3 separate regions of the Homo sapiens genome follow, and all the other regions are linked to region 1. The links are chromatin contacts, found by Hi-C or POLR2A ChIA-PET in ENCODE. All regions are on one chromosome and are shown on one strand. The core of a region is the stretch at or near the end of the contact, and the rest is flanking DNA. Distances in the headings are between cores, read along the strand shown. Region 1 holds the start of USP32 (ubiquitin specific peptidase 32). Region 2 overlaps TSPOAP1-AS1 (TSPOAP1, SUPT4H1 and RNF43 antisense RNA 1). Region 3 holds the start of TANC2 (tetratricopeptide repeat, ankyrin repeat and coiled-coil containing 2).

What was found. A loop is a pair of places that touch in the nucleus more often than their neighbours do. ChIA-PET counts read pairs that join two places held with the same protein, here RNA polymerase II (POLR2A). Pooled maps may share reads with other maps.
Region 2: a map of CD4-positive, alpha-beta T cell shows a loop between it and region 1 (14-fold over the local background). The contact joins the enhancer-like site here to the promoter of USP32 in region 1. A Hi-C loop is called at or near these places in 1 of 168 maps with a recorded cell type or tissue (CD4-positive, alpha-beta T cell), 1 of 37 single-sample maps with no recorded cell type and 5 of 50 pooled maps.
Region 3: a map of CD8-positive, alpha-beta T cell shows a loop between it and region 1 (10-fold over the local background). The contact joins the promoter of TANC2 here to the promoter of USP32 in region 1. A Hi-C loop is called at or near these places in 2 of 168 maps with a recorded cell type or tissue (CD4-positive, alpha-beta T cell and CD8-positive, alpha-beta T cell) and 4 of 50 pooled maps. POLR2A ChIA-PET finds 5 or more read pairs at or near these places in 1 of 52 experiments (activated B cell).

What each region holds. Positions count from the first base shown.
Region 1 is chr17:60,390,808-60,395,342 of GRCh38, forward strand. USP32 (ubiquitin specific peptidase 32) reads right to left here and starts at 1,326. Exons shown (of 34, transcript NM_032582.4): 1 at 1,075-1,326. The coding sequence starts at 1,132. RefSeq lists an enhancer at 1,041-1,882 and silencers at 1,057-1,116, 1,147-1,366, 1,477-1,796.
Region 2 is chr17:58,337,358-58,342,204 of GRCh38, forward strand. TSPOAP1-AS1 (TSPOAP1, SUPT4H1 and RNF43 antisense RNA 1) reads left to right here. Exons shown (of 5, transcript NR_038410.1): 3 at 91-322. Among named protein-coding and RNA genes, the nearest start is that of MIR4736, 3.8 kb to the left of the region's middle. RefSeq lists enhancers at 191-260, 491-700, 1,711-1,770, 1,901-2,010, 2,451-2,500 and 1 more and a silencer at 931-1,225. Within about 2 kb of position 2,919, at least 4 of the 41 ENCODE cell types and tissues checked have a DNase peak (open chromatin) inside an H3K27ac peak, as active enhancers do; they include CD4-positive, alpha-beta T cell, where a contact is called at or near this core.
Region 3 is chr17:62,964,552-62,969,308 of GRCh38, forward strand. TANC2 (tetratricopeptide repeat, ankyrin repeat and coiled-coil containing 2) reads left to right here and starts at 1,684. Exons shown (of 28, transcript NM_001394998.1): 1 at 1,684-2,198. RefSeq lists a silencer at 1,571-1,760.

The sequences.
Region 1 (4,535 bases), core at 76-2,575:
ATGCCTAGCTCCTAATCTTCTTAATGTTTTTTCACTTCTTACCAAGAATATCCATTAAATGTCTAAAAGAAATACAAGCATACACAGATCTACACACACTGAAATCCCAGTCATGAAAAATTAAGACATTCCGGCCATAAACTGTGCAACAAGACACTTCCAGTTAGTGTGTGCTTTAGTGATCATGGACAGCGGTATCAGAGTGAGTGGTAGGGGGTTGGGGCTGCCAACAATATACTGTGCCTCAGAGCCAATAAGCAGCAGGCCGGGACTGGCAGCCAGGCCAGTCTCTAAAGGGAGATTTAACACAATATCTGAATGCTGGACTTCCCAATGCCATTTCATGGAGAGGGATGGAGCGAGAACTGGGCATCAAGTGCAGTCAAAGGCTTTGGTCAACGTCGGAGGAGATGAAACCTAAGACAAGGTCTGGTGCCAACGCCAGCTGTCCAGTCTCATCTCACCTCAAACACAACTTCATTTCAGATCGTTCTTATCAAAGTCAGCCGCTCAAACGGTGAAGGGTGGCAGAAGCGGATGGCCACAGCCCTCAAGAGACAGGCATAGGCTCTGGGAAAAGGCAGGGACTCCCCAGATACGAAGGGGCTTCCAGTAGCAGAGAGGAGCGCTTTGCAGCCGCCTCCTCGTCCCCTTCCAGCTAAGGCTGTTAGGAACGAGGTTAGGATGTTATTTGAGGTTTTTATGAAGGAATGATAGGAGAAAATGGCAATGAAGGATGAGGGGGGCTGGATGGGCTGGAGCCGCCCAAGAAAACGGGGAGAGGACTTCCCTGGACACATCCAGGATCACAACGCCACCAGCGAGCACGGGCACTGCCCTGCCAGCGCCGATCCCCCTCTCTCAGGACAAGCCCCTTTCCAAACGGCCCTAATTCCCAAACGCTGCTTCCCACCCGACCTCTCTCCTCCACCACACTCCCCAAGGCCGGCCGCCTTTCCCTTCCGCCTCAGGCGCCCCACGCCCTCAATCTCCCCTCTCCCTCCCGGTTACCCACCCTCCAGGCTGCCCGTCGCGGGCCTCCCAGGCAGCTCGCCCAGACCCCTCCCCCCTCACCTCTCCTCAGCGCCTCCTCGTAGCTGAGGAATCCGATCCGTGACTCCTTGGCACCCATGCTCCCCTCATCCCCTCGGCGGGGGGTCGGAGCCTGATCTCGCCCCCACCCCCCTCCCGCCTTCTCCTCGGCGTCCCTGGGTGACGGTGACGGTGTCGGCGTCCCCCGCCCCCACCTCCCCCCACACTAACAAGTGCGGCTTCTGCCCCGGCGGCTCCTCCCGGTCGCCGCCACCGCCTCCATGCCGGATCACGTGACTCTTCCGCCCCGCCCCCTTCCCCTGCCTCCTACTCCGCCCTTCTCTCTCCTCTCTCTCCTCCCTCTCCTTCCCTCCTCACGCCCTCTTGCCACTTCCGCCCCCTCCCGCCAGCTCCGCCGAGGGTCACGGGACCCGAGGCCAGACACTGTTCCCGGTAACGGCCGCCCAGGGCCGCACGCTCCGCCCCTCCCCAAGCTAACCGCGCGCAGGAGCGCCGGGGAGGGGGACGCATCTCCGCACGTAACGCATCGTCCCATCTTCCCGCCAATCGCAGCCGCGCGCCCCGCCCGGGCGCCTCCGCTGGCGACGGGGGGTGGTGACTTCCGGGGCGCTTGAGGACGACCCCCCCCGCCCCCGCGCCCACATGTTCTGGCGTTCGGCGGGTGGGGTCCGAGCAGCTGACGGTTAGTGTGGCAGTTGCCGGGACCTAACATGGAAGACCGCAGAATCTTAGGGAATGGGGTTCTGAGGGATGCGGCATATGGCTCAGAAGAGAAAGGAGTGGGTAGGCAGGGAGCTCCCAACCTTAGGGACGTCTTTGACTGGGAGGGCGTTGTGAAAGGAAAGGAGAATCTCAAGGCTTTCCTGTGACAAAAGAATGCTCACACCTAGCGGGAGATCCCTGAGGAAAGTGGACCTTGTTAACGAAGTGGATCTGCCTTTTCGGGTCATCTCGCCTGCCCGGCCCACCTTCTCCTCCTGACCATGCCTCTTGTACACATTCTCTGGAAAGCGCTGTGCAAAAGGCTTATCCTCTCTCCCAGAGTTTCTCCCCGAGAAACATGAGGGCTACAAGGCTTAGCGTGGAGTCGTTTTAATCTGTGGTAAAATATACGTAACAAAATGTACCATTTTCACAATTTCTAAGTGAGTTCAGTGGCGTTAAGAACATTGATATTGTTTTGCATCCATTGCCACGTCCCATTTCCCACCGTTTTTCATCTTGCAAAAGGGAAACTCTGTGCCTATTAAACGGTAACTCCCCAATCCCCCTCCCACTGGTCCGTGGCAACCGCTGTCCTACTATCAATTTCACTACTCTTAAGTATTTCCTCTGAGTGGAACTCTGCAGACTTTCTCTTTTGTGACTGGCTTATTTCACTTGGCATCGTGCCTTCCAGGTTCATGGTGTGGCAGCATGTGACTGACTCTCCCACTCCACCTCTCCATTTCCCAAAGAATGAAAAGCAGGGATGTGAACAGGTATTTGTGCCCCCGTGTTTATAGCAGCATTATTCACGAGAGCCAAAAGGTGAACACAACCTATAGGAAACCATAAATGGAGAAACCAAATGGGGTGTATATGTACAGTGGAATTATTATTTAGTTCCTTGATTTTCAACTCTTATTTAGTTTGCGTCTTCAACCTAAAAGTCACGGAATAAAGCTTCTGGAAAAGGAAGCAATATTGAAAAAGTAACCATTTGGATTAGATTGGACCCAAGGTGCCGGTTAGGTAATTTAGGGCCAGGGAAAGGTTATTAGTTCCTAAAACCAACAGATTCTAATATACCCTGCTAGAGAAAGAAGGTAATATTCTGTGTTTTTCTTTTTTTTTTTTTTGAGACGGAGTTTCACCCCTGTTGCCCAGGCTGGAGTGCAATGGCGCGATCTCGACTCACCGCAACCTCTGCCTCTCTGGTTCAAGCGACTCTCCTGCCTCAGCCTCCCGAGTAGTTGGGATTACAGGCATGCGCCACCATGCCTGGCTAATTTTGTATTTTCAGTAGAGACAGGGTTTCTCCATGTTGGTCAGGCTGTTCTCGAACTCGCAACCTCAGATGATCCGCCCGCCTCAGCCTCCCAGAGTGCTGGGATTACAGGCGTGAGCCACCGCGCCCCACCAATATTTCGTGTTTTTCTACTCACCTTTCCTGGCAAACCAGATCAGCAGCGTGGCATTAGTCACAGCGCTGCCCTTTCCAGTTCACTGTGAGGTGGTTAATTTTAAGACCTCAGATTAGCTGCATTACTGAAAGGCCATGAATCAGGGGGTTGGGAATACATTTCAAAGCCTTTAATTTCCAGGTCATTAGTTCGGTATAGAGAGACATCAGGCAAAACACCTCAGTCATCTTCAGCCTGCAGAGTGCGAGTTCCGAGTTAGATTATCGTAATTAATGGGAAGTGAATTTTATGAAAGGGCCCAGCTGTGAGGGAGAAAAACCCTCAAGAGTTCAATTGCAACATATACTACTATTATTACTGTCCTAAACCGTCAGTACCTACAGATGGCCTTGCTATACAAGGGATAGGCTTGGGTATTTATCTACCCACTTGATTTGCAGTGGAGTTGGGAGCAAATTAATGTATCTCTTTGTGGCACTTGCCCCACTTGAAAGACAGGACTAGAGTTGCAGTTTAGCTGCTTTCATGAGATGGTAAATGATTTACAAAATACTCAGGAATTAATAGAATATGACCGCATGTGTCGTTTTCCAATGGGGTGCATTCTAAGAGATACATTGTTGTGGTGCAAATATCATAGATTACTTACACAAACCTAAATGGTATATCCTGCAGCACACCTAGGCCTATTGCTCCTAGGCTACAAACCTGTATAGCATGTTACTGTACTGAATACTGTAGGTAATTTTTTATTTATTTATTTATTTATTTTTTTGAGACGGAGTCTTGCTCTGTCGCCCAGGCTGGAATGCAGTGGCGCAATCTCGGTTCACTGCAGCCTCTGCCTCCCAGGTTCCAGTGATTCTCCTGCCTCAGCCTCCTGGGTAGCTGGGATTATAGGCGCACACCATCCCGCCCGGCTAATTTTTGTATTTTTAGTAGAGATGGGGTTTCACCATGTTGGCCAGGCTGGTCTCGAACTCCTGACCTGAGGTGATCCACCAACCTCGGCCTCCCAAAGTACTGGGATTAGAGGCACGAGCCACCACGCCTGGGCTACAGTAGGTAATTTTAACAATGGTATTTGTGTATCTAAACATAGAAAAGGTACAGTTTAAAAAGCAGTGTAATCTTACATGACCACCATCATATATGTGGTTCTCCTTTGACTGAAACACGACTGTAGCTCATGACTGTATGAACTTATTGTAAAGTAAGATTTACAGCAGTACTAACATGAACTTTTAAGATTTCCTCTTTAAGTTTCAGGCCTGGCATCCCCTAAGGTCATAAAAATTTCCACTCCATGGATTAAGCACTTCTAAAAATTGTGAGTTGAGATAGCAGATTAAGAAA
Region 2 (4,847 bases), core at 1,669-4,168, 2.1 Mb before region 1:
GGCAGGGTGGCTAGGAATGGCTCTAGTAGAATTCTCCCCTTATCTTGTCTGGAAACAAGGGGCAAAGAGCTATCTATTTCCTCCTGCCAGCCTCCTGCCCCCAACAGGATTCCTCACATCCCAGGACCAGCTGGAAAAGGTGGTGAGAGTTGGAAAGAGACTGCTCAGTGAGGACTGCCCTGCGAACCAGCTTGGATTCATCCCGTTCACCTCCACGTTCTGCACTCGGGGCCGAGGGAAGGGAGGCAGCCCAGGCAGCTAGAGAACTTGATGAAACACACTCAATCTGAATCTCGCTTGATCGTCATGCTGACCCAGTGAGGTAAGTGATGGTATCCCCATCTCAGAGATGAGGAACCGGAAACTCAGCGAGGTTAAGTTTCACCTTCCTGAAAATCGGGCACCCCGTTTCTGTTCCCCAGAGGGAGCTCAATTCAAAGTCCCCAAAGAACAGGTCTTCTGTGAAGACCTGTTCTCCCCTCACAACCCCGTTGGAAAAAGCAGTGGGAGCGACCCAGGGCGGACCCTCTGGCCCAGGCTTGTGGGTTGGGGGGCAGAGGGGCCTAACTGGGTGGCCAGGTGGCCCGCAGAGTCTCTCCAGCAGCAGATGGCCTCCCCAGCCCTTTCCTTCAGAGCCTATTAAGCAGTCAAATGGGGGAGGGTTGGCCCCCAAGGCCAGGGACCCAGCAGCAGCAGCAGCTCACAGCACTGGAGCCGTTAAAAAGTGACTCAACCAGAAAGTGCGTTTGAAGTGACGCCCGCCAGGGCCCCAGAGCCCCAGAGCCCCAGAGCCAAACCTCAAAAAGACGAAGTGAGAGAGACAGGCCTGCGGGGGCTGGGCCGGGGGTGGAGACCCAGCCTGGAGCTGGCCTGGCCAAATAAGGGCAAATGCACTAGGGCGGGCCAATGGGGCAACAGCGGCTGGCTGCGTCATGGGGCTGCGGCTCTGGGGAGGGGGAGGTGAGAAGCCTGGGACAAAATGGGGGTGGGTGTCAGGGGTCCCGGCACCTCTTCGAGGGGTCCCAGGGTGGGTGAACACAGGAGGCATGGAAGCCCTCACCCCCAAGGAGCCTTTGTTACTAAGGTCAGTGGACCTGCAACCCCAGAGCCCCACCTGCAGGCTGGATGGGGTTCAAGGAAGAAAAAGGGAAACCTGGAGGACCCCCATGCCCCTGCCCCAGTTATGGGCCCTGGATCCCCATCTGCCATGGAGAACTGAAGGGAGGCCATAGGGACAGCAGCGTTGTGCAAGGGGAAAGGCTGAAGCACCAGTGCAGCTTCACCAGGCCACTGACTGTGGGCGAGAGATGTAATGGAAACTCAGTTTTCTCATCTGTGAAAGGGGAATAATATTGCCTCGTGGGATGGCACTGAGGGTCAAATGCAATAATAGAGGTGGCCCATTTTGAACCTGGAAATTGCCATAGGGATGTAATAGATGATTAGTGTAGAGGCACAAGGCCAAAGGCTGCTTCTTAGATTCTTGTTTCCAGGTGCTATAAACGATCCCTTTGCAAGGATATCATGTGGTTCTCAATTTTGGCCCCTGGTGTCTAGAACAAGGTAGGGGGAGGTGCCAAGGCCAGAGGGATTCCTGAATCTTAGTCCCTAAGCAAAAGCAGAAGAGACTGATGCCTGCCTGCCTCCAGCTGATTCCCCAGGGACATACCCCCCTTCATTTCTCCTGCATCTCCTCACCTTCCATGAATCCAGACCATGCCCCACCCCTCCTCCTGAGACCCCGCCCTCCATCTCCCGGCCTCTCTGGGGTGCAGGGCAGAGGAAGTGAGTCTACTCAGCTGACCAGAGAAAGTGCTGCAGCTGCCTGCACAGGGTGGGCCGACTGCTGTCTTGTTCAGTGCCTGTGATAACTCCCTTGCCTCAGGCCTCTCCAGCCCCTGCTGGGACCACTGGCCCAGGAGGAAGTCTGGGCTCTGGCTGCCACCTGCTTCCTCTCAGGAGTTCTTCTCCCTCCCAAGCATGGATTTGCATTTCCCCCTCTGCCTTCTGCTACTCAAGCCCCCAGGGATGAGGTGACAGTTAACCCCCCACTTCCTGCTAGTGGCCCCAGAGCGCTCACTTCCTTCCAGGTATTTTCCGGGATGGGGGAAGGGGTTGAAAGGGTGGTAGTTGCTGGGTTTGGAAAGGGGATGAGGGATCCATTTTGGAGAGAAACTGAGGTCCCCCTACCCTGCTGTCTGAAGCTGCTCCTTCCCTTCCCTCACGCTCACTCTGTAACACAAGAGCTCAGTTTGCAGGAAGAAGAGTGCATAGGCCGGAAGCAGCACACAGGGGCTTTCAAAATGGGCTAGGCCAGCTCTCTCTTAGAGGCCCAGGCCTCTATCCGCCATAGATAGACCCCCAAGGAAAGTTCCTTGGACTTCAAGTTCCCTATCGGGACAACATAATGTCTGCCCTCTACCCGGAAGGCAGAGGGTTGAGAATGGGGGAGTGCCAAGGCATAGAGGGGAAATGTTTTCCATCCTATTTCTCAGAGGATCTGGCATGCTGGTACCAGCAGCACAAGGCAGAGTGTTCTCTGCACTCAGTTCCCGCTTCCTGGGATCTTATGGCAGAGAAACACAGCATCTTTAGACAAGAGGTACTGAGCTAGGCAGTGTAGGACATACAAAGTAGCAGCGACCCGCTCCTGAAGTCAAGCTGACCAGTCTCTGGGGCTCAGTCCTCTCCTCTAAAAAGTGAGGGGCTGGCCTAAGTCATGACTCCCCCAGTCCTAATGTTCTGTGGTCTGCCTTCACTCCTCTGTAGACTCTGCATTTCACCTTCCCACTGGTGAAGGCCTCGAAACCCCAAGACTGAGGCAGGCAGCCATGTGCTCTTCTCCCCAGTCTAAACCTTATTGGTGCAACCTATAGCAATTTTTACCAAGTGTGGCTGTCTGTTCTCCTAGGTCAGACAAGACTGGAAGGGGGACAGCCACACATGAGCAACAGAAGTGACAGCTGACAGGTTGCTATGAATCCAAGAGGTAGAAAAAGAGTCAGTCCCGGAACCATTTCACCACATGATACAAAAATGGAGGTTTACAACAATGACTTTGAACCAAATCAGGTTAAATCACATTCAGAATCTTGTATCCAAATAGCAAGGAAGTATATAACACATTTTTAAAAATTTAAGCTAGGTGTAGTGGCACATGCCTGTAGTCCCAGCTACTTGTGAGGCTGAAGCGGGAGAATCTCTTGAGCCCAGGAATTCAAGGCCAGTCTAGGCAACATAGTGAGACCCTGTCTAAAAAAAAAGAACCACAGAAAAACAAACAAAAAAACAAAAAAAAAACCCAAACCAAACTTTATCTTATAAAAAACGAGAACATAAAGATTAAAATTTTAAAAAAACCTTGGCCAGGCACAGTGGCTCACGCATATAATCCTAGCCTTTTAGGAGGCTGAGGCCGAAGGAACACTTGAGGCCAGGAATTTGAAACCCTGTCTCTACAAAAAATACCAAAAATACCCCCAAAATGAGCTGGGTGGAGTGGTGCGCACCTGTATTGTTAGATACTCTAGGAGCTGAAGTGAGAGGATTGATTGAGCCCAGGAGCTGGAGGCTTCAGTGAGCTACAATCGTGCCACTGCGCTCCTGCCTGGGAAACAGAACAAGACCCTGTCTTTGGAAAAAAAAAAAAAAAAAAAAAGCCCTGGTGCTTGAAGGAAAATGTTTCTGTTTTGATTCAGTTTTGATGTATTTATGTATGATATATGTGGTGGAACACCTATTACCATTACCCAACAATGCTGGAAGGATGAAATTCTTGTCACACCTATCTAGAACTTACCTAGAGATAGGCAACCTTGGATAATGACAATTCCTTACATAGTTTACAACTCTCAAATTGCTTTTGCCTAAATTATTGTATTTGATTTTTTTTTTTTTTTTTTTGAGACAGGGTCTTGCTCTGTTGCCCAGGCTAGAGTGCAGTGGCACAACTGGGACTCACTGCACCCGTGACCTCCTGGGCTCAAGTGATCCTCCTGCCTCAGCCTCCCAAGTAGTTGGGACTACAGGCGTGTGCCACCACGCCCAGCTAATTTTAAAAAAATTTTTAGTAGAGACAGGGCATCGCCCTTTGCACAGGCTGATCTCAAACTTCTGAGCTCAAGCAATCCACCTGCCTCAGCCTCCCAAAATGCTGGGATTACAGGCGTGAGCCACCACACCCAGCCAAAGCAAACTTTTTATTTGAAGTATAACAGTGAACAAATCCTAAGTATATAACAATATATTTCCAGAAAGTGAACTGACCTACATAACTAGCATCAAGATCAAGATAAAAGGCCGGACGCAGTGGCTCATGCCTGTAGTCCCAGCAGTTTGGGAGGCCGAGGTGGGTGGATGGCTTGAGCCCAGGAGTTCGAGACCAGCCTGGGCAGCATGACAAAACCCCGTCTCTACCAAAATATAAAAATTAGCTGGATGTGGTGGTGGATGCCTGTAGACCCCGCTACTTGAGGCACTGAGGTGGGAGGATCAACTGAGCCCAGGAGGTTGAGGCTGCAGTGAGCCATGATCATGCCACTGCACTGCAGTCTGGGTGACAAAGTGAGACCCTGTCTCAAAAAAAAAAAAAAAAAGTGAAAGAAAATAAAAGAAAGAAAGAAAGGGAAGGAAGGGAGAAAGAAAAGAAAGAAAAAGGAAGGAAGGAAGGAAGGAAAGAAAGAAACAAAATATAACCAGCACCTTAGGTGCTTCTCATGCCCTCCTCCACCACCACCTATCACAGCTAACCACGATCCTGCCCTTAACATCATAGTTTTGTCAACTGCACTTCCTAGACAAGAAACTTCATTTTAGAGGTGACTTGGGAAAGTCACAGGGTTGGTGGC
Region 3 (4,757 bases), core at 434-2,933, 2.6 Mb after region 1:
TCACCCACGTTAGACAGATGAAGAAAGGAAGGTCCGGAGACCTGTTCAAGGTCACACAGCAGGTAAGTGTTGGGTGACACTGAGATTCAAACTGAGGTTTTCCGACTGCAGTGATGATGACATTGTAATGCTTCTTTGTGTGTATGTGATTTTAAAAAACTGACATGAAGTGCACAGATCTTTTTGCATATGTATACACCCGGGTAACCATTAAGATATTGAATATTTCCAGCAAACCAGAAGGCTCTCTCCTGTCCCCTCTCAATCAATTCCCCTGTAAGTAATCACTACCTTGCCTCTAATACCATAGGTAGATGGGTTTTCATTAGATTAATCTAACTTTCTGGAGTTAACACCAAAAGATTCCATATGTCAGCCCTTCACCTTGCCATGTTAGCTGTATTATTCAAAGCTGCTCTAGCTCTGACTTTGCAAGCATTCACTGTAAAGAAGAGCTGTTGGATGGACATGTTCATATCCAGTTTCTTGTATTGTTCTGAAATTAATACTAATTTTTGAAAATCGAAGAAACTCCTGGATGAAGTGCTACAGGATGGGGCAGATTAAAGTGCTGTTATCAAACAAACCTCTCTACCTTGGAAGCGCCACAGACAGAGCTTCCTTGATTGATGTAATTTGGCGCATCTATTTCCAATCATGTCATCTGATTAAGAAGTTGGATGACCACGAAAGGTCATCTCAGTTTATGGAAGGGAAGGCGAGCCGGGCAGAGTTGGTAACGGTGATTGCTTCGCATCATCTTGCAGCACGCGATGATGTTTATGTCCCAAATACCTCCCACAGCCGACTTGCTGTTTTATGATAGGAGGGAAACAGTAGAGGGGAAGAAGATCTAGGTGGAGGGTGAAATATGACCTAACATCGTTCGACGAGGTATTAATGTGGTGGCTTTCCCGCCCTTGTCGACCAGCTCTTAAAACCACGCTACTTCTTAGTCAACCTGGCAGTGACAGAAGCAGCGCCACGACTTTACCTCAGGTTTGCAAGCTGTGGTTGGTGAATTTTCAGCCATTATTCTAAATAACAGTCTCGGTCTCCCCACAAACCCCACTGTTGTTTTGTTTTTCTTTCTCATTCTGATTCTCCCCACAGCCAACCGTGGCCTTTTGAAGTCGTCTACAAACTACCACTGAGAATCCGGGAAAGAATAACTGACACTTGTAGGCTTCGAGGACTCTCAGAGTGATATGTGCCTGAGGTGACCGAAGTGGGGGAGATCTAGGAGAGCATTCCGGTCATCAAAGCAGGAGGACAGGCCCTGAAATGGGCGCACGTGACAGCAGCAGCCACCTCGAGAGTGACATCACCCCTGAGGGCGGAGCCCAACTATGTAGGGCCTTGTCAGTTACCGAGCGTCCTCCCTGCTGCCCCTCCAAATGCCACCCACAAGTCCGAGCCCCCCGGGGATACGAGAAATGCCAGGACATCCCAGAGCGCCAGAGCCAGGGCCCCGTCTCTCCGCGCGGAGGAGGGCTGCGTCCCCACTCCCTCTTCCAGCCGTTCCCCACCCCCAAACTGTGGAAGGGGCGGGGGCGCGCGCGCTCCACCACGCACGCGCCCCCACGCACGCGCGCTCCCTCCGCGCTCGCGCCCCTCCCCACCCCAGCCCGGAGGGGGCGGGGCTGCGGGCGGCCTCAGAGGGTGCGACGCCCCCAGCGCGGCGGCGGCGCTAGCGAGCGGCCGGCGGGGCGCGGGTTGCTGGGCGCGCTGCTCCGGCGGGGCCCGCTGGCACAGCCGCCTCGCGCGAGCCGCCCGCCCGGCGGGGGAAGCTGCGAGCGCTCCGAGCGCCCGGCCTAGGGCCGCTGGCGCTGCCCTCCCGCCGCCACCGCCCTCCGCGCCTCCTTCGGGCGGCCCCGCCCCCATTCCCATCCCCCTCGCGCTCACCTCCCGGCTGTGCCGCGCGCTAGGCGGAGCGAGGCGCCCGCCGCCGCCGAGCCGAGCCGAGGGGCGAGAGCTGGCCCCCGAGCCGCCGCTGACAGGAGCACCGCCGCGGGCTGCGCTCGCCGGCTGCGAGGCCCCGCCGCGCCGTTCCGGGGTGCAGACTCGCCGCGGGGCGTTGGAGGACTGCGAGGTGCTCCGGGAATCGCGGGCGGCGCCGGCGGGCGGCGCGGTCCTCACAGGAGACCCCGGGGACTGGGGCTTGACCCGGAGGTGCAGAGAGCCCCTCAGAGCGGCAGGTAAGGGGCCCGGGGAGCAGGGCGAGGAAAGGTCGCTTCAGTGACAGGGTCGTTCGCCTCCACAGCCTCGGCTCCGGGGAGAGGGGCGGGGGCGAGCGGGGAGACGGCGAAATGGGCAGCGAAGTGCCTCGGTGTCCAAGGCGTGGGGAAGGCTGGCTCCGAATATGACACCAAGGCGGGCTTCAGAGGCGTGTGGGGTCGCCACTTGGCTGTCACCGAAGATGTCATGGAATTTGGTACCTAGAGCGTCTCTGGATGACGGGGACCAAGGATAAGATGCGAGGCGGATTGCTAAACGTGGCAGGGAATGTGGTGCAGAACGAGTTGCAAAATGTGCCCCCAGAATGCAGCATAAAAGTAGTTGCGAAATGTGCCAGGTAAGGCACAGGATGGGCTGGCCTCTGTGGCGTTGAAATTCATGGTCGAAGTGTTATTAGCGATATTAATAATTCCTCTGGGAAAGGAGGTGTAGCATAATAAAAGATTAATAAGGCTCATTGCTAGATATTTTGCCATAGGAAATCGGGAGGAGCTATGATAAGCTATTTTTTTTGAGGTAGAGAAAGTAACCACGTGAAAGAAAAAAAGCAAATTGTGTCTGGCTGTGAGATTGGAAAGAAAAAATAGGGCTAAAATAATTCCAGGTTTTGCCATCAGCGTGTAGAGCATTGGTACAATTGTATCCAGTCTTCATTTCCAGGTGTGGAATGTTTAGAATGGTCTTCACAAAACATAAACAATGATAATTAACATTAGGAAGAAGATTTGGTGTTTCGGGTGTCTTTCACTCTCTTCTCTGCTCCTCTCCAGGAAAAGAAACAAACAAAACCCCAAACGTCTTGACCATAATTATGAGTTAAAGATCATTAGGCAAAGGGAAGTATTTTTCGTATGTGCCCTTTTCCTGATTTTTACACAGGTGAAAATATCTGTAATGAGGAAAACAAAGCAGTGTGGTGAACAAAAGGGATAGATTTTCAGGCATTTTGAGGGGTTGGAGCCAGTATCTATCACAATGGTTAATTATAGAGAACGGCAGTACTAAAATATTCTTGTATGTTCTTGGTGTTGGGATGGTGAAATAAAAAAAAAAAAGAATACAGTAAATTGGCATAAAAAGCAACAACATGGATACTGTCAGTGGAGTGCTTCTTGCAGCATTTCCCAGGTAGATCCTCTTAGGGATGTGAGCACGAAATAAAACGTTAAACATTCTCTTTCTCCCTCTCTCTTGCTCCCCTCTGTATCTAGATATTTATTTATGTCTCTATATAGATATATGTGCATGTATATTATACATACATAAGAAATTACCAACATGCTGCAAAACATTGTGACTTCCATTTAAGAACATCTGTTTCGAGAGGATTGTCAGAACATAGCTGGAATTTCAGAAGTAACAAAAGACAACTCCATGATCTATTTAATGTAACTTATATGTATACATACAATGAGTGTGAATATACTATATAACAAAAGCAGAAATATGGAAATGTGTTCGTTAGAATGTACTTAATTATTGATGAGATTTTAATGTTTTATGTTATAATTCTTGTAAAGAAATTAAATTACATGTGTGAATGCTGTTCTCATTATAGTAATTTGCCAGATAATCTGAAAATTCATACTGATTGGCTTTCCCTTAGATCCAAATTCAGCCATTGAGGGATCATTTGCTTCAAAGACAAAAATAGATTTTCCTTGGTGATTGATTTTGGGTTTTAGTCTTTTCTGTAGATATGTCCCTTACCTTGAGAAGCTGTTGGGGCTGAAGAACAGAGGAAAGGGCCAGAGGAGAATAAAGAGAATTCTGTTGGGTCTTCCTGTTTTGTTCTGACTGTAAGCCATATGTACTGCCACCCCCTACTGTCTGTAGGAAGAGGTGTTACAGAGCCCGATTCTTTTCTTGTTATCACTGCCCCCTTGTGTAAGGGAAGAAATTGATAGTTGCGCTCGGGGAACCAGTCCTCTCAGATTGTTCTTGATAGAGTATTATGTAGATCTGTGAATCACCTATTTTCTTCAGAGTTGAAGGGCTTTAAACTTACTGTTAATCAGGCCTCAGATTTGGTGTCTATTTTAAATATAGGTAGCATTTGATGTTAGGAATTCAGATTGCTTAAGAATGTTTTTGGTACTTTCAGGAAGAGGGTGCAATACAATTACTACTACATTCTTCCCTTATTGTATGCAGGGGATTGGTTCCAGGACCCCCACATATGCCAAAATCCTTGCATGCTCAAATCCCGCAGTTGGTGTATGGAACCATGTATAGGGAAAAGTCGGCCCTCAATATACTCGGTTTTTGCATCCCATGAATACTGTATTGCTTGAAAAAAATCTGCATAGGAGTAGACCAGCACAGTTTAAGCCCATGTTGTTCAAGGGCCAGCTGTACTAGTAGTAACAGCTCACATTTATGTAGCACCTATTCTTTGCCAGTCCCGTTGTACGTTGTTTTAATCAGTTCCAACACCCTATGAGGTATGTGTTGTTATTTCTGTTTTACAGATGAGAATCTGAAACACAGAGAGGTTAAATAACTTGCCCAATACTATA